2 separate regions of the Homo sapiens genome follow, and region 2 is linked to region 1. Evidence: chromatin loops called from intact Hi-C (ENCODE). Cell type or tissue: endothelial cell of umbilical vein. All regions are shown on one strand. Links, peaks and the distances in the headings refer to the core of each region. The heading gives the core; the rest is flanking DNA.

Region 1 (12,466 bases), core at 1,528-9,527:
AAAATAACCTGTTCCTGCTCCCCTTACCTTCCTCTATATAACAACCCAGGAAGGCTGGTCTCAGCCAGGTGTAGGTGTGAACACATTTAATCCTTGAGAATTTTCTCCCAACATTGATAGGTGCAGTCCAATAATAACAAAAATTTTAAACGTAGAAGATTGTGACCAGGTGTGGTGGCTCACACCTGTAATCCCAGCACTTTGGGAGGCCAAGCCAGGAGGATCACTTGAGCCCAGGAGTTGGAGACAGGCCTGGGCAACATAATGAGACCTTGTCTCTACAAAAAATTTAAAAATTAGCTGGATATGGGCATGGTGGCACGTGCCTGTAGTCCCAGCTACTCAGGAGGTTGAGGCAGGAGGATCGCTTGAGCCCAGGAGGTTGAGGCTGCAGCGAGCCATGATCATGCCACTGCACTGCAGCCTGGGCAACAGAGCAAGAACCTAGCTCAAAAAAAAAAAAAAAAGTTCAAAATAAAAGAAAGAATGTTTTGTTGAATAATGGAAGAGTTTTAGAAATAATAATTTAATAGCTAGGTATCATGCTTAATATGTGTCAGGTGATCCTGTAAGGTATGAGATGTTTGGGAGTACTTCCCCATACACTTCAAGGAATCCAAGAGTTCAGACCCATATAGAACTGGATTTCCCTTCTCCCAAGTCACTCAAGAAAGGTTTTACCATTCTTACCACTGCAGCATCCTCCTTGGCTTAGCTCTCACCCTACTTATTCTCTTGTTGCAGAGGTTCTCAACTCTGGCCACCCATTAGAGTCCCCTGGGAAGCATTGAAAAATACTGATCCCTGGCCAGGTGTGATGGCTCACACTTATAATCCCAGCACTTGAGAGGCCGAGGCGGGTGGATTGCATGAGGCCAGGAGTTTGAGACCAGCTTGGCCAACATGGTGAAACCCCTTCTCTACTAAAACTACAAAAATTAGCCAGGCATGGTGGCAGGTGCCTCTAATCCCAGCTACTCAGGAGGCTGAAGAAGGAGAATTGCTTGAACCCAGGAGGCGGAGGTTGCAGTGAGCCGAGACTGCCACTGCACTCCAGCCTGGGTGACAGAGCAAGATGCTGTCTCAAAAAAACAAAAAACAAAACAAAACAAAAAACAGCTGGGCGCGGTGGCTCACGCCTGCAATCCCAGCACTTTAGGAGGCCAAGGCGGGTGGATCACCTGAGGTCGGAAGTTCCAGACCAGCCTGACCAACATGGAGAAACCCCGTCCCTACTAAAAATACAAAATTAGCCAAGCGTGTGGTGGTGCATGTCTGTAATCCCAGCTACTCGGAGGCTGAGGCAGGAGAATCGCTTGAACCTGGGAGGCGGAGGTTGCGGTGACCTGAGATCGTGCCACTGCACTCCAGCCTGGGCAACAAGAGCGAAACTCCATCTCAAAAAATATTGATCCCTGAACCCCATCCCCCAGAGATTCTGATTCATTTGGTCAAGGGTGGAGTCCAGGTATCTGTAATTTATTTTAAATAAACACTTCTTGGTGAGTCTAATGTACAAACAGGGCTGAAAATCCCTGGGAGGTGATGAGTAGTCCTGCATGTGATAGCCTCCATGACCCAGGTGAGTCACGAGATTTGCCTCTTAGGAGCCTGGACTGAAAATAATTCCTGGCTGACCTGCTCTAAGCCACTAACAAAACTGCTCATTTATTGGTGTAGCTTGTATAACCTGACATCATGAGCATGCACGGCTGCCATCTGGAGCGCTGGCAGGAATGTGACACAGAGGCCAGCCTCAAAGCTGGCCAGGATATTTCCTGGGGCCCTTTGTTTTATGGGTAGTTGATTTTTAAAATTAGCAAACTCCCAGGCAAATTTAGACAATGGTCATTTAATATGTCTATCAATGACTGGGTGAAATGATGGTTCATTAAACTGCTGGTTTTATTTATGTGCAAGTAATTTTTCTTCTGTCTGACTCATTATTTAATTAACTCATATTCCAAAAATAAAATCAATTTTCCTAGGGACAACTTAGGCAATTTGTTAGGTACTGGACAGGGGATGGGTGGAATGAAAACCACATCACACTGTAGAGATCAATTAAGGAGCATAATTAGTCCTATTTTAAAAGCATTGTTCCTCTTGGGGAGGCCCACATCCACACAGGAATCACAGACTTCATTTAAATGCATCTTATCCAATATTTGAGTGCAAATCATTAAGTACTTGAGAGAGGAATACTCAATGAAATATTCTAAGATCCTGATGATCATCAAACATTACAGTTAATATGAAACGTAAATGATTTTTTTACCAGGCATTCGTGTGTCTTTTTCAGATTTCACTTTGCTGGACAGAAAACTAAAATTCTCGATAGCTTAGTTCAGCATTGGAAGTGCGGTAACCCCAGCCCTGAAAGAGAAGGATTCTGAGTTATGGCTTCCACTGCAGAGTAGCAAATTAATCTCCTCCAAGAATAGCTAGGGAGAGTCTGGCTACCTGATTAACAGAGGGAATTTTAAAATTTGAGTCTAGGTCAAAAATTGTTTTTTTAATGAAAAGAATTTTAAATTCTGAAACAGATTTTCTAAATCTGGTACAAGAAAACTGTCAGGAGAAATCAGCTTGTCAGCTTTTAAGAAGCCCTTAGTTGATTAAGAAGGATAAATTAGATGTAGTCCATAGGTAAATATAAAATATATGCTTTATTGTTTTTCTATTATATATGAATAATAGTAATTAATGATATTTCATTCTCTTCAATGCATCTTTTAAAACTAACCTCTTTCAGCCATTAAATTACTGTTGTTGGCCAGGCATGGTGGCTCACGCCTGTAATCCCAATACTTTGGGAGGCTGAGGCAGGAGGATTGCTTGAGCCCAGGAGTTTGAGACCAGCCTGAGCAAAATAGTGAGACCTCATTTCTATAAAAAATAATAATGATAATAAATAAATTACTGTCATTGCTCTCTGATCATAGTCACAGTTGGATAATTTAAACAACCTTGGCTTGTAATTATCATCAAATTATTCTAACTTATTGAATGTTTATGTCCAAATATCTGCTGGAAGTGATATATCTTTTGGATTTTTTACATTTTTCCCATCCTCATCCCACCCAGAAGGAGTTTCACCACCCAGCAGAATCCTCCCAGGTCTTCCTTCGTCTCTCTTCTGATTAGATGTGATTTCATCTACCAGAAGGATAGCTGCCAGTTGCATTACTAGCCCGAGTAACAGAATTTAACCAGAGTTTTTTGTCTAAAAGGCTTCTAGTTGTATCTTCAGGCCTGGAGACAGTTTCTGCAAAGCCTATCAATTCAATATACTGCCCCATAAATGTCTTTGCTGTGTATTCTGGGTGATTCTTTAATGGGTCCCAAGTTCTGTAGGCTGTGCTTATTTCTAACTTCAGCTCCTGTGAAGAAAGAAGACAGATGATGTTTCCTGTTGGAACCCATCAAGCAGCAAGCGGCTGTGCGATAGAACTGCATAGTTGTGTATATCAGAACTTATTAGTTAATCAGGTCTCCTCCCTTTTAGTCCTGTGTGTCAGTTCAGTTTGACAAGGGTTTATTAACAAAGCTAGAGGTGAAAAGACAGTGATAGAGACTCACATGGGATAGGGCATGGAGCAGGCTGGACAGGGCAATTAGCAGGATTGAGAACAGCTGTGAGGTCCTAAAGGACAGGGGCCAAGTCTCACCTGTTGTGACATTTATTTATTTTTTTGAGACAGGGTCTAACTCTGTCACCCAGGCTGGAGTACAGTGGCACGATCTTGGCTCACTGCAACCTCTGCTTCCCGAGTTCAAGCAATCCTCCCACCTCAACCTCCCAAGTAGTTGGGATGACAGGCATGTGCCACCACACCTGGCTAACTTGTATTTTTTGGTAGATAGGGGGTTTCACCATGTTGTTCAGACTGGTCTCGAACTCCTGACCTCAAGTGATCCACCCTCCTCAGCCTCCCAAAGTGCTGGGATTACAGGTATGAGCTACCATGCCCAGCCTTCTTGTGACATTTATTCCATGCACAATTTCAACAGGCAAGGTTGACAGAGAAGGACACCAGGCAGGTGAAGGTCACAGGTGGCAAGGATATTAAGGGGCCTAGCAGGCAAGAGAACAGTATCCCATTGGTCTGCATCTGTACATTTGGAGAAATAATAAAATACAGAGCTGGAAGGATTGCTCGGCGTCATATTGTGGAAAGTCTTGAATGCTTGGCAGAGGCTTAATTCAGTAGGCAGTGAAAAGCTAATGAGAAATTTTAAGCAGAAAGACTGTCATGATTACAGCTGCAAGTGTTCATTAGGAAGATTAATCTGATAGTGTAGATTAATGATGTAGGATTATGAATGATTATCAAGAAAAACTGGGAGTTAACCAGTTTTGTGGCAGTCCAGGTGAGAGGCAAAAAGGCCTTGTAGCAAAGACAGCTGGTGCTACATCCTTACCCCCTTGGCACTTACCATTCCCACGTATGCCTTTTTGAGGGCTTCCTGCATCTCTGTGACTGGGGGCCTTCTCTAGCCATCGGAGCCTGCTGGAACTGCACTTAGGGCAGACCAGAAGTACCGGGGCGTTAACATCCTCCAGGATAGGCTTCAACCAGTGGCTAAAAGGGAATTGGTGGATAAATAGCTCATTTGCCACTCAGTGGGGATCATTGTAAGCCTTGTTCAACAGTCTCCCAGACTATCCCAAGGACTTGAGTCCCAGTTGCCCACAGCCATAAACTGCCTGGTATCATTTTCTTATTGACTTCCTGCCTTTCCTGACTCACTCTGCCACTCTCCCGCGGGTGCTTCCTGGTGTCGCCTTCCATATGAACTGCTGGCACTCACATCCTTGCTTCAGGGCCCCTTTTGAGAGAATCCAACTTACCAGCCCTGTACTCGAGAGGAGTTTCCTTTCACTGAGGAGGAAGAAGCTACAGGATTGGGCAGTTTATCAGCTGTGCAGTTAAGGGAGAGGGAGAATGCCATGTCGCCCACAATTTTAACTAGGAAAATATAAGTGCCATTTATAGGGAAATGGGAAGTTAGGAGAAGCGTTGGGAGTTTTCATGAAGAGGAAAATGGGTTAATCTTCGTGCATGTTGAGTCTGAAGTACTGGTAGAACATTACAGGGCAGCTGCCTGCTGGAACTTGGAAATTTGAATCTGGAGCTGAGGATGAAAGTGACAGTGGAGGTTTAGGTTCAGTCACTGGGGAGAGGTGATTGATGAAGATAGGGGAGTAGATAAGAGCTTCAAGAACTGGGTATTGACCAGAAAATAAGCAGATACAAGCCTAAGACAAAACTTTTGGGAATGAATACCTACCTGCATTTGGGGTTGGGGGAAAAGTGAGAGACTGGGTAGGAAATGGAAAGCTAGCAGAGCCGCCAGGGGAGGAGCTAGCAGGAGGCCGACTATGATGGAAAGGTTCTAGATTTGCTGAATCTCAGAGTTCTGGAAACTGTCGATCTTTACCATTGGATCATTATGTATTGAGGCATAAGGAGCTTTATATAGTTTATTTACTCATTTTGAGACAGAGTCTCAGTCTGTCACCAAGGCTGGAGTGCAGTGTCATGATCACAGCTCACTGCAGCCTCTACCTCCCAGTCTCAGGTGATCCTCCACCACACCTGGCTAATTTTGGGTGTGGGTTTTTTTTGTTGTTGTTGTTTTTTAATTTAGAGACAGGGGTCTTGCTGTGTTGCCCAGGGTGCTCTCAACTGCTGGGCTCAAGCGATTGGCCCACCTCAGCCTCCCGAGTACCTGGGACTACAGGCATATGCCACTACACCTGCCTAGCTTTACATATTTTAACATTTTAAGTGTCTATTGCAGTGTAGCACAGCTGGGGCTATACGGCTATACTATTATAAAAGAAAATAATATGTCAGATTGTATAGTGCTTTATCTAGAATGAAGGCAGTGCCAGAAATCCACACTCCTTCATTGGCAATATTATCAGTGTTGATCTTAATGCAATCTATTTGGAGAAAAACGTTTAGGGAAAAATCAGCCCCTATATCTGAGGGTACCAGATAATGATTTATTCACTGTATACCTCATGGAACCCTGGTGCTTTACAAGAATTAGGTTCTTATTACAAACATATAACGCAGGCTCTGCTACTTTGTGACCTTTGGCAAATTACTCAACCTTGCCAGGCCTTAATTTCCTTATGTGTAAATAAGGAACCAAGTGACATCTATGGTCCTTTTGACACAAAGATTCTGTGATCCTAGCAATTTTCCTTAGGGCATTTTTCTTATGCCCTAACTCTGTATGTGTCTATATGTATGCATTCTTACATATACACATATAGTTAAAGCCTATATAATAAGAATATATATTGGGGACTATTCATAAATAATTCAGAAATTTTAAAGCTGTGCAGTGTGAATAGACTCACCTGCAATAAAAATGCTGAGTAAGGATGATTTCATCACCCAGGTTCTCATGACAAATTCTGAAGTCACTATGAATGAGCATAGTAGAAGATATTTTCTTTTCTTTTTCTTTCTTTTTTTTTTTTTTTTTTTTGAGATAGATTCTTGCTTTGTTGCCCAGGGTGGAGTGCAGTGGTGTGATCTCGGCTCACTGCAAGCTCTGCCTCCTGGGTTCGTGCCATTCTCCTGCCTCAGCCTCCTGAGTAGCTGGGACTACACGTGCCTGCCACCACACCCGGCTAATTTTTGTATTTTTAGTAGAGATGGGGTTTCACCATGTTGGTCAGGCTGGTCTCGAACTCTTGACCTCAGGTGATCCACCAGCCTCAGCCTCCCAAAGTGTTGGAATTCCAGGAGTGAGCCACCACCCCTGGCCACTAGAAGATATTTTCTATTTAGATTTTACGTTGAATTTGTGCCCCCCGCCCCTTGTGATTGACGTGCATTCAATCAAAAAGTATTTTTTTTAAGTGTCGGAGCATAGTCAGTTAGTAGCTGTTAAGATGTTACAGGAGTTATTTAACCTCTCTAAATTCAGTTTCCTCATTTATAAAATAGATACACTGGGATCTTCCTCAGGGTTTTGTGGACACAAATTTAATGATCCAATAAATGTTAGCCATCGGAAATATTGTCAGGTTAACGTTTTTCTTTCAGAGAGTCATGTTTGCAGATTCCAAAAGATGCCAGTAGGGAATAGGCTGTGTTTTAGGGATGAGTTTAATTGAGGCAATTGTTAAAAATTATAATTTTCGGCTGGGCGCGGTGATTCACGCCTGTAATCCCAGCACTTTGGGAGGCTGAGGCGGGCGGATCACTTGAGGTCAGGAGTTCAAGACCAGCCTCAACATGGAGAAACCCCATCTCTACTAAAAATACAAAATTAGCCAGGCATAGTGGTGCAGGCCTGTAATCTCAGCTACTCGGGAGGCTGAGGCAGGAGAATTGTTTGAACCTGGGAGGCGGAGGTTGCGGTGAGCCGAGATCTCGCCATTGCACTCCAGCCTGGGCAACAGCAGGGAAACTCCGTCTCAAAAAAAAAAAAAAAAAAAAAAAAAAAGGGTGTGGTGGTGGGCGCCTGTAATCCCAGCTACATGGGAGGCTGAGGCAGGAGAATGGTGTGAACCCAGGAGGCAGAGCTTGCAGTCAGCCGAGATCGCACCACTGCACTCCAGCCTGGGCGACAGAGCGAGACTTGTCTCAAAAAAAAAAAAAAATGTAATTTTCTCAGGCTACTCATTAGTGATTGAACAGTGGGTGATACAAAACTTTCCTAGCATGATCATGGTTAATTGACATAGTGAAATTGGGTGGTGTAGATAACTAGTTTCCATGTTTTCTTAGAGTAATGTTACCAGATTCCTCTCCTTGTTATTAAATTTCTGGTTATTTTTTCGCACATATACTTAATTCTGACACACACACTCACATATATTCTACCGAGAGGATTGCCCCCTCCTCCCAGATCTCAAGTGAAGCATCCGTGATGCTTTTCTGCTATAAACAGAGCCCTTATTGATGACATTCACATGAAAACCATGTGTTTAAATGTGTTATATATTGAAGCATGGTCAACTTTACATATTTTAATATTTTAAGTGTCTACTGCAGTGTAGTACAGCTGAGGCTATCTGTATATACATACTATTAGAAAAGAAAATGTTTGGCCAGGCACAGTGGCTCACGCCTGTAATCCCAGCACTGTGGGAAACCAGGGCGGGTAGATCATTTGAGGTCAGGAGTCCCAGACCAGCCTGGCCAACATGGTGAAATCCTGTCTCTACTAAAAATTCAAAAAAAATAGGCCGGGCACGGTGGCTCACACCTGTAATCCTAGCACTTTGGGAGGCCAAGGCGGGCAGATCATGAGGTCAGGAGTTAGAGACCAGCCTGGCCAACATGGTGAAACCCCATCTCTACTAAAAATACAAAAATTAGCCAGGCGTGGTGGTACGTACCTGTAGTCCCAGCTACTCAGGAGACTGAGGCAGGAGAATCGCTTGAACCCGCGAGGCAGAGGTTGCAGTGAGCCAAGATCGCGCCACAGCACTCCATCCTGGCAACAGAGCGAGACTGTGTCTCAAAAATAAAATAAAATAAAGATTAGCTGGTGCACACCTGCAGTCCCAGCTACTCAGGAAGCTAAGGCAGGAGAATTGCTTGAACCCAGGAGGCAGAGGGGTACTAGTGAGCTGAGATTGTGCCACTGCACCCCAGCCTGGGCGACAGAGCAAGAATCCATCTCAAAAAAAATAAATAAAATAAAAATAAATTTAAAAATAAAAGAAAATATTCAGTTAATAAATTAGACCGTAGATTGCTTTATCTAGAGTGAAGACAGCACTAGGAAACCATACTCTTTCATTGGCAGACAGCACTCAAGGTGGAGAAAACAGTTCCCCAGTTAGAAATGAGCTACAATTTAAAATTTTGGGGATTTGGGGTACACTATTGAAAAGCCCCTTTTGCTTTTTTTTTTTTTTGAGATGGAGTCTCACTCTGTCACCCAGACTGGAGTGCAGTGGCGTGATCTCAGCTCACTGCAAGCTCCACCTCCCGGGTTCACGCCATTCTCCTGCCTCAGCCTCCTGAGTAGCTGGGACTACAGCGCCCACCACCACACCTGGCTAATTTTTTGTATTTTTAGTAGAGACAGGGTTTCGCTGTTTTAGCCAGGATCTCCATCTCCTGAGCTCATGATCCACCTGCCTTGGCCTCCCAAAGTGCTGGGATTACAGGTGTGAGCCACTGCGCCTGGCTGCTTGTTTGTTTTTTAATAAATAATGATTTTACTTGGGAGGCCAAGATGGGAGGATTACTTAAACTCAGGAATTTGAGACCAGCCTGGGCAGCATAGCAAGATCCTGTCTCTACAAAAAAATAAAAAATTTGCCAGGCATGGTGGTGCATGCCTATAGTCCCAGCTACTCAGGAGGCTGAAGCAGGAGGAGCACTTGAACAAGGAAGTCGAGGCTACAGTGAGCTGTGATCATACCATTGCACTCCAGCCTAGAAACAGAGCAGGACCATGTCTCAAAAAAATTTTTTTTGGCCAGACGTGGTGGCTCATACCTGTAATCCCAGCACTTTGTGAGGCTGAGGCAGGCGGATCACTTGAGGTCAGGGGTTCAAGATCAGCCTGGTCCACATGGTGAAACCCCATCTCTACTAAAAATGCAAAAATTAGCCGGGCATGGTGGTGGGTGTCTGTAATCCCAGCTACTCAGGGGAGTGAGGCAGGAAAATCATTTGAACCTGGGAGGCAGAGGTTGCAGTGAGCCGAGATCACATCACTGCACTCCAGCCTGGGCAACAGAGCAAAACTCCATCTCAAAAATAATAATATTTTTAAAGTTACTTTGGGCCAGGCACAGGCTCACACCTATAATCCCAACACGTTGGGGGGCCAAAGCAGGTGAATCACTGTAACCCAGGAGTTCAAGACCAACCTGGACAACATAGCAAGACCCCCCTGTCTCTACAAAACATTTTTTTAAAAATCTGTTTGTGGTGGCCTATACCTGTGGTTCCAGCTACTTGGGAGTTTAAGGTCAGAGGATTGCTTGAGCCTGGGAGGTCGAGGCTGCAGTGAGCTGTGATCATGCCACTGCAATCTAGCCTGAGTGACAGTGCAAGACTCTGTCTTTCCAAAACAAACAAAAAAAAAGGTTATTTTGTCTTTGAGGGTACAGGTTGTTTTTTGTTTAATAGAAAGCACAGTTCTCTGCTTTTTTTCCTAAACTGCTCTGGTTAAGTTGGAGACACGTTTGAGTATGGTACTTTGTTTAATTGAAGGTATTTGTATTGGTCTTGCCCCATCTGCATCAAGCCTTCCTTGCATGTTCATGGTCTTTTTGTTAGTGCCAACTCTAACTGTGCTGACTTTAAATGGCATGTATGTGCGCTGCAAGACAGGAAAATGATAAATTATTAATACTACAGTATGTGCAAACAAAGGTTATTTTCTCATATGTATGACTCCTTGCTCCTGTTTACATTTCTGCATTTTACAAATCATTAACCTCACATTGTAATTTTTGTGCTTTACTTGTCACTACTTCCAGACGCCAAGGACTTATTGTTGTGCTAACACTGAAGACTTGGAGACAGTTATTCACCATGTACACAGCCTGTACCCTTCTGCTCCTTTCCTGGCAGCAGGGGTTTCAATGGGAGGGTAAGGTTTTCCCTTTCTAAAATAATCTCTGAGAGGGAAGCTATTTTATTGGCTGTCTCTTTGAGAGGACTATAAGCTAGCTGTATGGACACTTTTTAAATAAATGTCTGATTATGTTTATCATATTTTATTAAATGCGGTTGATTGAATGAACGAAGGAAGGAAAGAATTAATTCAGGTGAATTTTAATATTTTTCTTAACTACGGGTCTCTGTGACTGCGGATTTTGTGAGCCTGAAGGTTTGTCTGAAGCCCATGAAGTCGATTGCATCACTCACCGGCTGCCATGTTGACCTTCTGATTCCTGACGCACTCCCAGCCATCCCTGGAGCTGCGTTCTGAAGCTGAACTTGTAGCATGACTTTCATCACTCCAGTTACAGAAATAATCACTTATTGCTCTCTCCAGCTGCAGTGGCCTTCAAAATTATTTTTCCCCAGGTGGTATTTTGTTTTGTTTTGTTTTGTTGCTGGGCAAATGGAACTACTGTGGAGTGCTCTCCTAGAAACTGAAATTTTGTTAACCCCCTACTCCAGCTGTTATTTTAAGCATACGGATATTGTCATTTGTGCTGCTTGCAATTACTTTGGGGCTTATTTGGAACTTTCCTATTTAGGCTTATTTCTACTAATTGTTTTTGGGGTTTTTTTTTTTGGTTGTTCTAGTGATGGTGAGCTTAAGGAAATCCAAAATTTTTATTATCGGGAATTTTACTAAGCTTTTAGATTCCTGAAGCCATTGTCCAAAACTAGTTTTTTAAATCAGCAAATACTGAAGATAGAAAATGATATTTTTTCATAATTTTATAATTGGTTTATCTGTCATTTCAGTTTTTAGAACATCTTGAACATGAATCACTTGAAAATGAATAGCATTTTTCTATAGCCAGTGGCTGTGAAAAAGAAAAAAAATTTTAATTTTTTTAAAAAGATAATGAACAGCATTTACAAATGATAGACTCTAAAAAACAGGCCTTTAACCACAGCTTTTTAGATTCTGATAAACATAAAACTAAGAAGAAAAGAATACATTTCTTCCATTAGCATGGAAGGTCTGACTTGACCTACTAAAGGAAGAAATCTCAATCAATGGAGAAAACCCACGCAGACTCTCTGAATTGTGCTTAATGGACGGAGTTTAGCGTCACTTTCCTTTCCCCCATAATGTGAACCTTAAAGGACTGGGTGAGAGCTGAACTTTTCCCTTAATCATATAAACGCATGGCTTTTCTAAAGGCCGGAGCTTACATACACAGGTTCAGATTCTCTATTCAATGCTCCTGGGAAATGTCTATTCGTGCCGCATTGAAGCCTCAGTGCCTGAAGGCAGAACTTGACCATTAGCCTTTACAGCTGGTTGAACATTAATGTCTTGTGAACTGTTAGACGGAAGCACCCCTTCTAGTTGCCTAGCACTGTGACACGATCCCAAGTGGGCTTACCACTTGGGGATGTGTTTTATATCTTGACACATTTTTTCTTATGGAGATGCAACACGCAAAAACAGTCCATGGACGATCCTTATGCCCAGTGCCCCATGGACTGGGGTAATCCCTGTGATAGAGCCTATGATGCCCCTGGGGCCAAGTGCCAGCAACTCATGGATCATCTCGTTTCATCAGTGTCACCCCCTCCCCTCTCTCTCCCAACTCTGATTATTGTGTACCAAATCTCAGACATCACTTATAAATAGTTGGTATCTCTAAAAGGTGGGCCAGGTGTGGTGACTTACGCCTGTAATCCCAGCACTTTGAGAGGCTGAGGCAGGCAGACAACCTGAGGTCAGGAGTCCGAGACCAGCCTGGCTAACATGGTGAAACCCCCCATCTCTATTAAAAATGCAGAAATTAGCCGGGCATGATGGTGCATGCTTG
Region 2 (12,466 bases), core at 2,445-10,444, 48 kb before region 1:
GAGAGGCCCTAAAAGCAGTGATATCCAGTAGCAGTGAGTACACTCAGAACCCACATCTTGGTTTCTAAATATCATTCTGCAATAAGAATAAGGGAAACCAGGGATCCTTGGTGACATGGCTCATTCTAGGCCTGAGATAGGGAAAATACAAGATGAGCCTGGAGTATCAGCCTCCACAAAGTATCAGAAAGTAAAGAATTGCTTAAAAAAAACAAAATAATGGGGCATGTCAAAGGGACATAAGCCAACATAAGAGAAATTCCAAAGGCAAAAGCTGGAAGAATTCGAAAAACAAAATAATATAGTTTTGGATTATGATCCAACTATAAAGTAAATATACATTGAGTCTATACTGATATAAATAAAAGATTGGATAGATAAATAAATGGGGAGAAGAGACAAATATTCCTCGCAAAAGAATTCCAAATAATATATATATAGATACTCCCTCCTCCAGGAGGTAGAGCTTAATTTCTGCTACCTCCGTCTTAAGAGTGTGCTAGACTTGTGACTCTCTTCCAAATAGTTACTTTACAGTGCAGAAACCTGGCAAACAACTGCTTTAGCCAAGAGAGGAAGGTGAACATTCCTGGTGATGTCATGTGGCTATTAGGTACACCTTCATAGGATGTGATAAGAAAGGCATTTTACCTTTGAGGTATCCTTTCCAAAAACCCATAACCACTCCAATCATGAGAAAAAATATCAGACAAACCCAGATTGAGAGGCATTCTACAGGATACCTGACCAGTTTTCTTCAAGCATGTCAAGGTCATAAAAACAAGGAAAGAGGCAGGCATGGTGGCTCATGCCTGTAATTCCAGCACTTTGAGAGGCTGAGGCAAGCAGATCACGAGGTCTGGAGTTCAAGACTAGTCTGGCCCACATGGTGAAACCCTGTCTCTACTAAAAATACAAAAATTAGCAGGGTGTGGTGGCAGGCGCCTGTAATCTCAGCTACTCAGGAGGCTGAGGCAAGAGAATTGCCTGAACCCAGGAGGTGGAGGTTGCAGTGAGCTGAGATCCTGCCACTGCACTCCAGCCTGGGCAAAAGAGCAAACTCCATCTCAAAATAAAAAATAAAAATAAAAACAAGGAAAGACTGGGCCGGGCGTGGTGGCTCATGCCTGTAATCCCAGCACTTTAGGAGGCCGAGGCAGGTGGATCACGAGGTCAGGAGTTCGAGATCAGCCTGGCCAACATGGTGAAACGCTATCTCTACTAAAAATACAAAAAATTAGCCAGGTGTGGTGGTTCGTGCCTATAATCCCAGCTACTCAGGAGGCTGAAGCAGGAAAATCGCTTGAACCCAGGAGGCAGAGGTTGCAGTGAGCTGAGATCACGCCATTGCACTCCAGCCTGGGCAACAGAGCAAGACCCCGTCTTAAAAACACACACACACACACACGGAAAGATTAAGAAGCTATCACAGACCAGAAGAAACTAGGAAGACATGACAAGTAAATGCAATGATAGACCCTGAATTAGATTCTAGAACATTAATAGAAAACTAGTAAAATTCAAGTAAGTCTGGAGTTTGGTTAATAGTAATGTATCAGTGTTAGTTTACTAGTTTTGACCAACACTCCACAGTAATGTAAGATATTAATGAAGACAACCAGGTGATCAATATGGGAACCCTGTACTATCTTTGCAACTTTTCTCTAAGTTTAGAATTATTCAAACACTTTCAAATTTATTTAAAATATATTTTTAAACATAATTATACTCTAAAAGAGCATTTTTCACCCTACCCACAAGCTACAGTTTTATTACAAATGCCTCTTGAAAATGAATAATGTCATACATACACAATTGCTTTTCAAAGATACCTGAGTTTCTTCCTTCACAACTTGGTATTTTCCCCAAAAAATATTCCCTTGACACACATCTCTCCCTCCTCTCCCCAAATTCTATCAGATACTATCCCAGTCACAAAAATAAGTTTTAGTAAAATCATAATTTTAAAGCTTCTTTAGGCTGGGCACGGTGGCTCATGCCTGTAATCCCAAAACTTTGGGAGGCTGAGGCGGGCAGATCACTTGAGATCGGGAGTTCAAGACCAGCCTGTCCAACATGGCGAAACCCTGTCTCTACTAAAAATACAAAAATTAGCTGGGCGTGGCGGTGTATGCTTGTAATCCCAGCTACTTAGGAGGCTGAGGCAGGAGAATCACTTGAATCTGGGAGGCGGATATTGCAGTGAGCCAAGATCGCACCATCGCACTCCAGCCTGGGCAACAGAAGGAGACTCTGTCTCAAAAAAAAAAAAAAAAAAAAAAAAAAAAAAAAAAAAAAACTTCTTTAAAATGTTTAAATCTTTCAAAAAAATCTCTTACAGGAAAAATAACTTTTTATTACATGAAATTTCTAATATATACAAATTTAGAAAGACTAGTACAATGAATGTCCATGTACCCCAGTACCATCACTCAGTTGCAGCAACCTTGTTTCATCTCAATCCACACCCACTTCTCACTAGATTTCTTTTGTTAAGATAATGGCTTCTCACTTTGTTGCCCAGGCTGGAGTGCAGAGTGCAGTGGCATGATCATGGCTTACTGCAGCCTCGAACTCCTGTGTTGAAGCAATCCTCCTGCCTCAGCCTCTCAAGTAGCTAAGACTACAGGTGCACACCACCATGCCTGGCTAATTTTTTATTTCTTATTTTTTGTAGAGACGGGGTCCCCCTCTGTTCCCCAGACTGATCTCAAACTCTTGGCCTCAAGCAATTTACCCCTCTCAGCCTCCCAAAGTGCTGGGATTACAGGCATAAGCCACCGTGCCAGGCTTGTAACTCCTTAACTTCGCCAAATATCCAGTGTCTTCACATTTCTCTGATTGTCTCAGGTAATTCCATTTTTTTCTTCTGTTTGTTTGCTTTGAATCAGGATCCAATCATGAGTTACACATTGCATAGACCTCTGATTCTACAAGTTCCCCTTCCACTTTCTAAAAAAAAAAAAATTATTTGAAAATAATGTATTTAATAAGCCAGATTGTTTGACCTATAGAATTTTCCATATTCTGGATTTTCCTAATTACATCCCTGAAGTGTTGTTTATCTCTGCAGGATACCCTTAATTTCTGGATGATCATGTGTTCCTGATGGTCAGATTGATTCGGAGAATTGTCATCCTCATTCACCTATTTAAAATGTCCCCATTAGCTTTTATGGCATAAACAGCTATTGATACTCATTTACTAGACCTATAATTATTTTATTAAAGGTTACAACATAGTGATATTCTATTTCTACCATTCCTTCATTTTGTTAGCTGGAATTCTTCTATGCAGAAGAACTTTCCTTCAAAGCTATTTGGTTATCCTGAGGTATGATTGATATAGAAAAGGCAGGAAATGCTGGTTTCTTTCCCTTTATTTAGTATTATTTGGACTAATGAACAGGTTCCATACTATCCTTCAAATGTGACCAAAGTTTTCTGCAAAACGTCTTATAAATCTTTTTTTAAACGTTTTATTCTTAGATATCTCATATTTGGGTTGCTAGTATAAATGTGTATACATAAGCTTTTCCATTGTTTAGTTAGGAAAATTTTACTTTGAAACTTTTATCAATGACAACAATATCAAGGAAGACTTATTAGAAATGAGAAAATTTTAAGTCAGTGCTTCTCAAACTATATTAAAGGGTCTGTTTTTGTGTAAATAGGAGTGAGTTTTTAGAAAAAAGTAAAAAAGGGCCGGGCACAGTGGCTCATGCCTGTAATCCCAGCACTTTGGGAGGCCAAGGAGGGCGGATCATGAGGTCAGGAGTTCCAGACCAGCCTGGCCAATGTGGTGAAACCCCATCTCTACTAAAAATACAAAAAAAAAAAAAAAAAATAGCCCAGCGTGGTGACGTATACCCATCGTCCCAGGTACTCCGGAGGCTGAGACCGGAGAATCACTTGAACCCAGGGGGCAGAGGTTGCAGTGTGCAGAGATCGCACCGCTGCACTCCAGCCTGGGCAACAGAGCGAGACTTCATATCAAAAAAAAATTTTTTTTAAACTCTGTTTCTGAGATTTTTAATACTTCCCATCTATTGAGGCCAGTATCTAAAATATAATAAAAATTAATTACCGACTTATATGATTTCATATGGTCCTTTTTTTCTTCACAGACAAGGTCTCACTCTATCACTCAGGCTGGAATGCAGTGATATAATCATAGCTCACTGCAGCCTCAACCTCCTGGGCTCAAGCAATCCTCCCACCTCAGCCTCCTAAGTAGCTACCATGCCTGGCTAAATTTTTTTTTTTTTTTTGAGACGGAGTTTTGCTCTTGTTGCCCAGGTTGCAGTGCAATGGCATGATCTTGGCTCACTGCAACCTCCGCCTCCTGGGTTCAAACGATTCTCCTGCCTCGGCCTCCCAAGTAGCTGGGATTACAGGCATGCGCCACCACTCCCGGCTAATTTTGTATTTTTAGTAGAGACAGGGTTCCTCCATGTTGGTCAGGCTGGTCTCAAACTCCCGACCTAGGGTGATCCACCCACCTTGGCCTCCCAAAGTGCTGAGAGCCACCACACCCAGCCATGCCTGGCTAATTTTTTAAAATTGTTTTTGTAGAGATGAGGGTCTCACTATGTTGACTAGACTCGTCTTGAACTCTTGGCCTCACCTCATAACCCTCCCAATGGGTCGGGATTACAGGCATGAGCCACTGCACCCAGCCCCACATGGTCCTTTGTCTACTAACACCAAGGAAGGTGCCTGAACTTGAACCTGTCTTGCCAGTAACTCACCCAAGATAGTTGGCCATAGTTTTGGTTAACTATTGATGCGTAAGAACTCAGCCAAAACTTAGTTACTTAAACAACAATGCATAATTCGCTCTCAGATTTTTGTAGGGTGGCTGGGCTCAACTGGGCAGTTCTTGCTTGATGTCTCTTGTGTGTTTGCAGTCAGATGACATCTGAGGCCAAAGTCATCTACAGATTTCACTGGGCTGAACATTCCAAGGTGGCTTCTTTACTCACATGTCTGACACTTCAGCTGGGTTGGCAGAAACAGTGGGAGCTGACCAGCTATTTTTTTCTTTCTTTTTTAAAAAAATGTTTTATTTCCATAGGTTATTGCGGAACAGGTGGTGTTTGGTTACATTAGTAAGTTCTTTAGGGGTGATTTGTGAAATTTTTGGTGCACCCATCACCCAAGCAGTATACACTGCACCCAATTTGTAGTTTTTTATCCCTCACCCCCTATCCACCCTTTCCCCCTGAGTCCCTAAAGTCCACTGTGTCATTATTATGCCTTTGCATCCTCATAGCTTAGCTCCCACTTATGAATGAGAATATACAATGTTTGGTTTTCCATTCCTGAGTTACTTCACTTAGAATAAGTCTCCAATCTCATCCAGGTGGCTGCAAATCCTATTAATTCATTCCTTCTTATGGCTGAGTAGTATTGCATTGTATATAAATACCAGTTTCTTTATTCATTCACTGACTGATGGGCATTTGGGTTGGTTCTATATTTTTACAATTGTGAATTGTGCTGCTATAAACATGTGTGTGCAAGTATCTTTTTCGTATAATGACTTCTCCTCTGGATGGATACCAAGTAGTGGGACTGCTGGATCAAATGGTAGATCTACTTTTAGTTCTTTAAGGAATCTCCACACTGTTTTCCATAGTGGTTGTACTAGTTTACATTCCCACCAGCAGTGTAGAAGTGTTCTTCGTTCACCACATCGATGCCAACATCTGCTATTTTTTATTTTTTGATTATGGCCATTTTTGCAGGAGTAAGGTGGCATCGCATTGTGTTTTTGATTTGCATTTCCCTGACCATTAGTGATGTTGAGGATTTTTTCATATTTTTTTGGCCATTTGTATTTTTTCTGTTGAGAATTGTCTATTCATGTTCTTAGCCCACTTTTTGATGGGATTGTTTGTTTTTTTTCTTGCTAATTTGTTTGAGTTCATTGTAGATTCTGGATATTAGTCCTTTGTCAGATGTATAGATTGTTAAGGTTTTCTCCCACTCTGTGGGTTGTCTGTTTACCCTGCTGACTGTTCCTTTTGCTGTGCAAAAGCTCTTTAGTTTAATTAAGTCTCAGCTATTTATCTTTGTTCTTATTGTGTTTGCTTTTGGGTTCTTGGTCATGAAATCCTTGCCTAAGCCAATGCCTAGAAGGGTTTTTTCAATGTTATCTTCTAGAATTTTTAGAGTTTCAGGTCTTAGATTTAAGTCCTTAATCCATCTTGAGTAGATTTTTGTATAAGGTGAGAGATGAGGGTCCAGTTTCATTCTCCTACATTTGGCTACCCTGCACCATTTGTTGAATAGGTTGTCCTTTCCCCACTTTCTTTTTGTTTGCTTTGTCAAAGATCAGTTGGCTGTAAGTATTTGGGTTTATTTCTGGGTTCTCTATTCTATTCCATTGGTGTATATTCTTATTTTTATGCCAGTACCATGCTGTTTGGTGACTATGGCCTTATAATATATAGTTTGAAATCAGATAATGTGATGCCTCCAGATTTTTTCTTTTTGCTTAGTCCTTCTGTGTTAGGTAAGTCTCTTGAAGGCAGCAGATAGTTGACAGGTGAATTCTTATCCATTCTGCAATTCTGTATCCTTTAAGTGGAGCTTTTTTTTTTGAGATAGAGTCTCACTCTGTCCCCCAGGCTGGAGTGCAGTGGCGCCATCTTGGCTCACTGCAAGCTCCACCTCCCGGCTTCACGCCATTCTCCTGCCTCAGCCTCCTGCGTGGCTGGGACTATAGGCGCCCGCCACCATGCCCGGCTAATTTTTTTGTATTTTTAGTAGACACAGGGTTTCACCGTGTTAGCCAGGATGGTCTCCAACTCCTGACCTCGTGATCCGCCCACCTCAGCCTCCCAAAGTGCTGAGATTACAGGCGTGAGCCACCGTGCCCAGCCTAAGTGGAGCATTTTTTAGGCCATTTACATTAAACATTAGTATTGAGATGTGAGGTACTATTCCATTCATTGTGCTATTTGTTGCCTGTGTACGTTTGCTTTTTGTGTTTTTTAATTATATTTTTGTTTTATAGGTCCTGTAAGATTTATGCTTTAAAGAGGTTCTGTTTTGATGTGTTTCCAGGATTTGTTTCAAGATTTAGAGCTCCTTTTAGTAGTTCTTATAGTGCTGGTTTGGTAGTGGCAAATTTTTTCAGCATTTGTTTATCTGAAAAAGACTGTATCTTTCCTTCATTTATGAAGCTTAGTTTTGCTGGATACAAAATTCATGGCTGATAATTGTTTTGTTTAGAGAGGGTGAAGATAGGGCCTCAATCTCTTCTAGCTTGCAGGGTTTCTGCTGAGAAATCTGTTGTTAATCTGATAGGTTTTCCTTTATGGGTTACCTGGTGCTTTTGCCTCAAAGCTCTTAAGATTCTTTCTTCCTTCTTAACTTTAGGTAACCTGATGACAATGTGCCTAGGCAATGATCTTTTTGCAATGAATTTCCCAGGTCTTCTTTGAGCTTCTTGTGTTTGGATGTCCAGGTCACTAACAAGGCCAGGGAAGTTTTCCTTGATTATTCCCCCAAATATGTTTTCCAAACTTTTAGATTTCTCTTCTTCCTCAGGAACACCAATTATTCTTAAGTTTGGTCATTTAATATAATCTCAGATTTCTTAGAGGCTTTGTTCATATTTTCTTATTCTTTTTTCTTTGTTTTTGTTGGATTGAGTTAATTCGAAAACCTTGTCTTTGAGCTCTGAAGTTCTTTCTTCTGCTTGTTCAATTCTATTGCTGAGACTTTCCAGAGCATTTTGCATTCTATAAGTGCATCCATTGTTTCCTGAAGTTTTGATTTTTTTTATTTATGATATCTATTTCACTGACGATTTCTCTCATTTCTTGTATTTTTTTTTTAATTTCCTTAAATTGAGCTTCACCTTTCTCTGGTGCCTCCTTGATTAGCCTAATAAGTGACCTTCTGAATTCTTTTTCAGGTAAATCAGAGATTTCTTCTTGGTTTGGAGCCATTGCTGGTGAGCTAGTGTGGTTTCTTTTTGGAGGTGTTGAAAAACTTTGTTTTGTCATATTACCAGAGTTGGTTTTCTGGTTCCTTCTCATTTGGGTAGACTCTGTCAGAGGGAAAGTCTAGGGATGAAGGCTGTTGTTCAGATTATTTTGTCCCACAGGGTGTTCCCTTGATGTAGTACTCTCTCCCTTTTCCTATGGATGTGGCTTCCTGAAAGCCAAGCTGTACTGACTGTTATCTCTCTTCTGGATCTAGCCACCCAGCAAGTCTACCAGGATCTGAGTTGGTACTGGGGTTGTCTGCACAGAGTCCTGTGATATGAGCCATCTGTGGGTCTCTCAGCTGTGGATACCAGCACAGTATTTGGAGTGTCTCCTGGGTCCTACAGGAGCAATCCACTTTCTCCAGAGGGTTCATGGGTTCTCTCAACTTTCTGATTTATTCCTGGAGTAGGTCTAGAGCAAAAGTTCACGAAGCGAGACTCCACACACTGCTGCCCAAGTGGGAGCTGCAATCTAGTCCTATCTCCTGTCTGCCATGATCCTCCATGGGGTGATCCCCCCCAATTTACTGCCTTTTCATGAGCTAGGGCCAAAGCTCTGCAATTCTCATCATCTGGTCTTTTAGGCTACCAAAATTGAGATAATGAGGACACAGAGCTATTTTTCCTCTCCAGTAGCAGCTGATGGAGCAGAAAGCTCCTGATCAGGTATTTCAATATGAGCAGCCTCACAGCATGCTGGTTCCAGAGGAGTAGGACTTCTTACATGGCAGTTGGTTTCCCTAGAGTGCATGTTGTGGAAGGCCAATTTGGAAACCACAAGACTAGTTTCAGAAATTTCAGTGTCATTTCCAACTCCCTTTATTGGTAAAGCAGATCACAAGGCCAACCCAGATTCAGCATGGGAGGATACTATGCAAGAGAGTTGTAGTGCACCGAAAGGCCAACATTGAGACTAACTCCCAAGGACCCTGGAGAAGGAGACTCCTGGAGAAGAAAGAAACTGTGGAGACAGAGATGGGGGAGCTAATTAAAATATACTGAGCAGGAGTGGGTCTTTCAGAAATTATGCAGTGTAGAGGTCTGTGGATCCACCTATTTCACACTACCTGTTCCCCATGCCCTATCCTCCCTACTCCCAGCATGAAACTCACGTATTCACCACCAAGAGATCTAGCATTTGTGCACTTTCTGCAAAGAGGACATTTGCAATGAAACTCCCAGTCCAACAATTCACAACTCTGCTAATCTCTTCCTCTCTGGTCTGTTACGTAGGCAGGGAGGAGGAGGAGGCACCTAGAGTGATGGCTTTGGGCGATTTGGCCAGCTCAGACATTTCTTACTAAACCCTGGAGATCTGTGTAGATCCACAGCTTTTGGTACTTGACTCCTCTGTGCATGGATATGAACTGCATTCACCAATTCCAGAGAAGGAGGGAAAGCACTACTTAACATCTTGTTACACTGGGCAAGGCCACAGCTGCAAACAAGCCTGCATTATAGCTGTTTGTGCTCCTATTAAAAATTTTCTCCAAATTTCATCCTGTAAGGAATGTGACTTAATGAATTTCCTGTGTAATTTAAAAAATGGAAAATGGGGCCAGGTGTGCTGGCTCACACCTGTCATCCCAGCACTTTGGGAGGCCGAGGAGGGTGGATCACTTGAGGTCAGGAGTTCAAGACCAGCCTGGCCAACATGGTGAAACCCCCACCTCTACTAAAAATACAAAAAAAAAAAAAAAGGAGAGGGGTGCAGGCATGGTAACTCATGCCTGTACTCCTAGCATTTTGGGAGGCCAAGGTGGCAGGATTACTTGAGCTCAGGAGTTCAACATAATGAGAACTTGTCTTAATTAAGCTTTTTTTTTTTTTTTTTTTTTTTTTGAGACAGAATCTTGCTCTGTCGCCCGGGCTGGAGTGCAGTGGTGCAATCTCAGCTCACTGCAACCTCTGCCACCTGGGTTCAAGCAATTCTCCTGCCTCATCCTCCCGAGTAGCTGGGATTACAGGCGCGTGCCACCATGCCCGGCTAATTTTTTTTGTATTTTTAGTAGAGACGGGGTTTTGGCATCTTGGCGAGGCTGGTCTTGAATGCCTGACCTCATGATCCACCTGTCTCGGCCTCCCAAAGTGCTGGGATTATAGGCGTGAGCCACCGCGCCTGGCCCAGAGTTCTTTAATTTATTAATTAAATAATTTATTTTCCATCTGGAAATTTAATTTATTCCAGATGGGCTTGGTGGCTCAGGGTTGTAATCCCAGCACTTTGGGAGTCTGAGATGGGGGGATTGTTTAAGGCCAGGAGTTCAAGACCAGTCAGGGCAACATAGTGAGACCCTGTCTCTATGAAAACAAAAACAAAAATAAAAAAATAAGCTGGGCATGGTAATGCACACCTGTAGTCCCAGCTACTCAGGAGGCTGAGTGGGGAGGATTGCTTGACCCCAAGACTGATTCAAGGCTGCAGTAAGAGGTGTTCAGACCATTGCACCCCAGTCTGGGTGACAGAGCAAGACCCTATCTCAAAAAATAATAATAATAAATATAAAATATTCCTATAATAGATACATTGGTGGGCAAAAAAAAGAGCCATTAATATTTATTAATCTTTAAATGATTTTGTAGGACCCTTTTATATTCTCTATTAGGTTTCTATTGCTGCACAACAAATTACCACCAACTTAGCAGCTTCAAACAACACATTTCTTATCTAGCAGTTCCCATGGGTCATAGGTCCAGGTACAACTTAACTGGGTCCTCTGATCAGGGGCTCACAAGGCTGAAGTTAAAACGTTGACCATGCTGTATTTTCATCTGGAGATTTGACTGGGAAAGAATCTCCTTCCATACTCATTCAGGTTGTTGGCAGAATTCATTTCCTTGCAGTTGCAGGACTCAGGTCACCAGTGTTTTTTGCAGTTGTCTGATGGAGGCCACCCATAGATCCCAGAGGCTGCCTACAGTTCGCTGCTATGTGGCTTTCTCTGGGGCAGTTCACATGGCTGCTTCCTCAAGGCTGAAAGGACAGTCTAGCTCCAGTCTGCTAAGGAGTCTTATATAACATAGTATAATCACAGGAGTGTTGACATCCCATTACCTTTGCTATCTCTATCGTATTGGTTGGAAATGAATCACAGGTCCTATACACACTCCAGGAGAAGGGCACCAGGAGGCAGAGATCACTGGGGGTCTCCTTAGGGTCTGCCTACCACACATTCTCTGTGCAATTCTGATTTCTCCTTTGAAATACAAATAGAATTAGAAAAAAAATGACAAAGAGCTTCATGAGCATTTTATACCAACCTATAAAGGACAACTGTGCTGCTTTAGGTCTGTTGTTTCAGGTACAGACTTGATCAGGATTTTTAAAAATAAACAACTTCCTGTATAAGCACTGTGCTAAAATCGCAGAAACTAGGACCATATCTTGGTTTTTGTGATAATGCTAGCAGAGTACACAGAAGAATAAACGTAACAGCATTGGATTATAAAGACTAGGGTGAGGCCAGGCGCAGTGGCTCACACGTGTAATCCCAGCACTTTGGGAGGGCAAGGCAGGAGGACTGCTTGAGCCCAGGAGTTCGAGACCAGCCTGGGCAACACAGAAAGACCCCGTCTCTATAAAAAAGAAAAAACTTAGCCAGACATGGTGGCATGGGCCTGTGGTCCCAGCTACTTGGGAGGCTGAGGCAGGAGGATGACTTGAGCCTGGGAGGTCGAGGCTGCAGTAAGCCATAATCACACCATGGCATGCCAGCCTGAGTGACAGAGCAAAACCTTGTCAAAAAAATAAAAAGAAAGAAAGAAAGATTATGATACCAAAGTGACACAAGTCGTGAGCTCTTGTGAGGAAAGTCATCGGCTTTATCCTCTTTAGAGTTAGATTGCTGGGGTGGATATAAAAGATAGGGTCTGGCTGGGCGCAGTGGCTCATGTCTATAATCCCAGCACTTTGGGAGGTCGAGGTGGGCGCATGATTTGAGGTCAGGAGTTCAAGACCAGCCTGGCCAATATGGTGAAACTCATCTCTACTAAAAATACAAAAAGATTAGCCGGGCGTAGTGGCAGGCACCTGTAATCCCAACTACTCAGGAGACTGAGACAGGAGAATTGCTTGAACCCAGGAGACAAAGGTTGCAGTGAGCCAAGATTGCACTACTGCACTCCAGCTTTTGTGACAGAGTGAGACTCCATTTCAAAAAATAAAAATAAAAATAAATAAATAAATAAAATGTGGGGTCTGGAAAATCTTTCTTTCTTAGAAATTTATTTCCTAGTTCTGTAGAAATGGTAGTATTAGGTATTCTCTATCATTTAATAATATACTTGTGGACTAAAAGATATAAGTGCTGTATAAAATCAGCCAATTAGGCCAAGTTCAGTGGCTCACGCCTGTAATCCCAGCACTTTGGGAGGCCGAGGCAGGTGGATCACCTGAGGTCAGGAGTTCAAGACCAGCCTGGCCAACATGGTGAAACCCTGTCTCTACTAAAAATACAAAAAT

What was found. Peaks named below come from ENCODE experiments on the same cell type or tissue, not always from the same donor. Only the 100,000 strongest peaks of a DNase experiment are listed, where the experiment ranks them.
Region 2: it touches region 1 in a loop (6-fold over the local background); 11 of 110 quality-filtered maps call a loop at or near these places.

What each region holds. Positions count from the first base shown.
Region 1 is chr18:21,662,245-21,674,710 of GRCh38, reverse strand. ABHD3 (abhydrolase domain containing 3, phospholipase) reads left to right here. Exons shown (of 9, transcript NM_138340.5): 5 at 10,481-10,593. Among named protein-coding and RNA genes, the nearest start is that of MIR320C1, 15 kb to the left of the region's middle. In endothelial cell of umbilical vein, for the core only: no CTCF peak of the experiment used is centred there; a DNase peak (open chromatin) is centred at 4,780; H3K27ac peaks cover 628 bases.
Region 2 is chr18:21,710,993-21,723,458 of GRCh38, reverse strand. It overlaps LOC124900411 (small nucleolar RNA SNORA81), which reads left to right and starts at 11,340; the gene lies at 11,340-11,509. It also overlaps a transcript of MIB1 not described here. In endothelial cell of umbilical vein, for the core only: no CTCF peak of the experiment used is centred there; no DNase peak of the experiment used is centred there; H3K27me3 peaks cover 273 bases.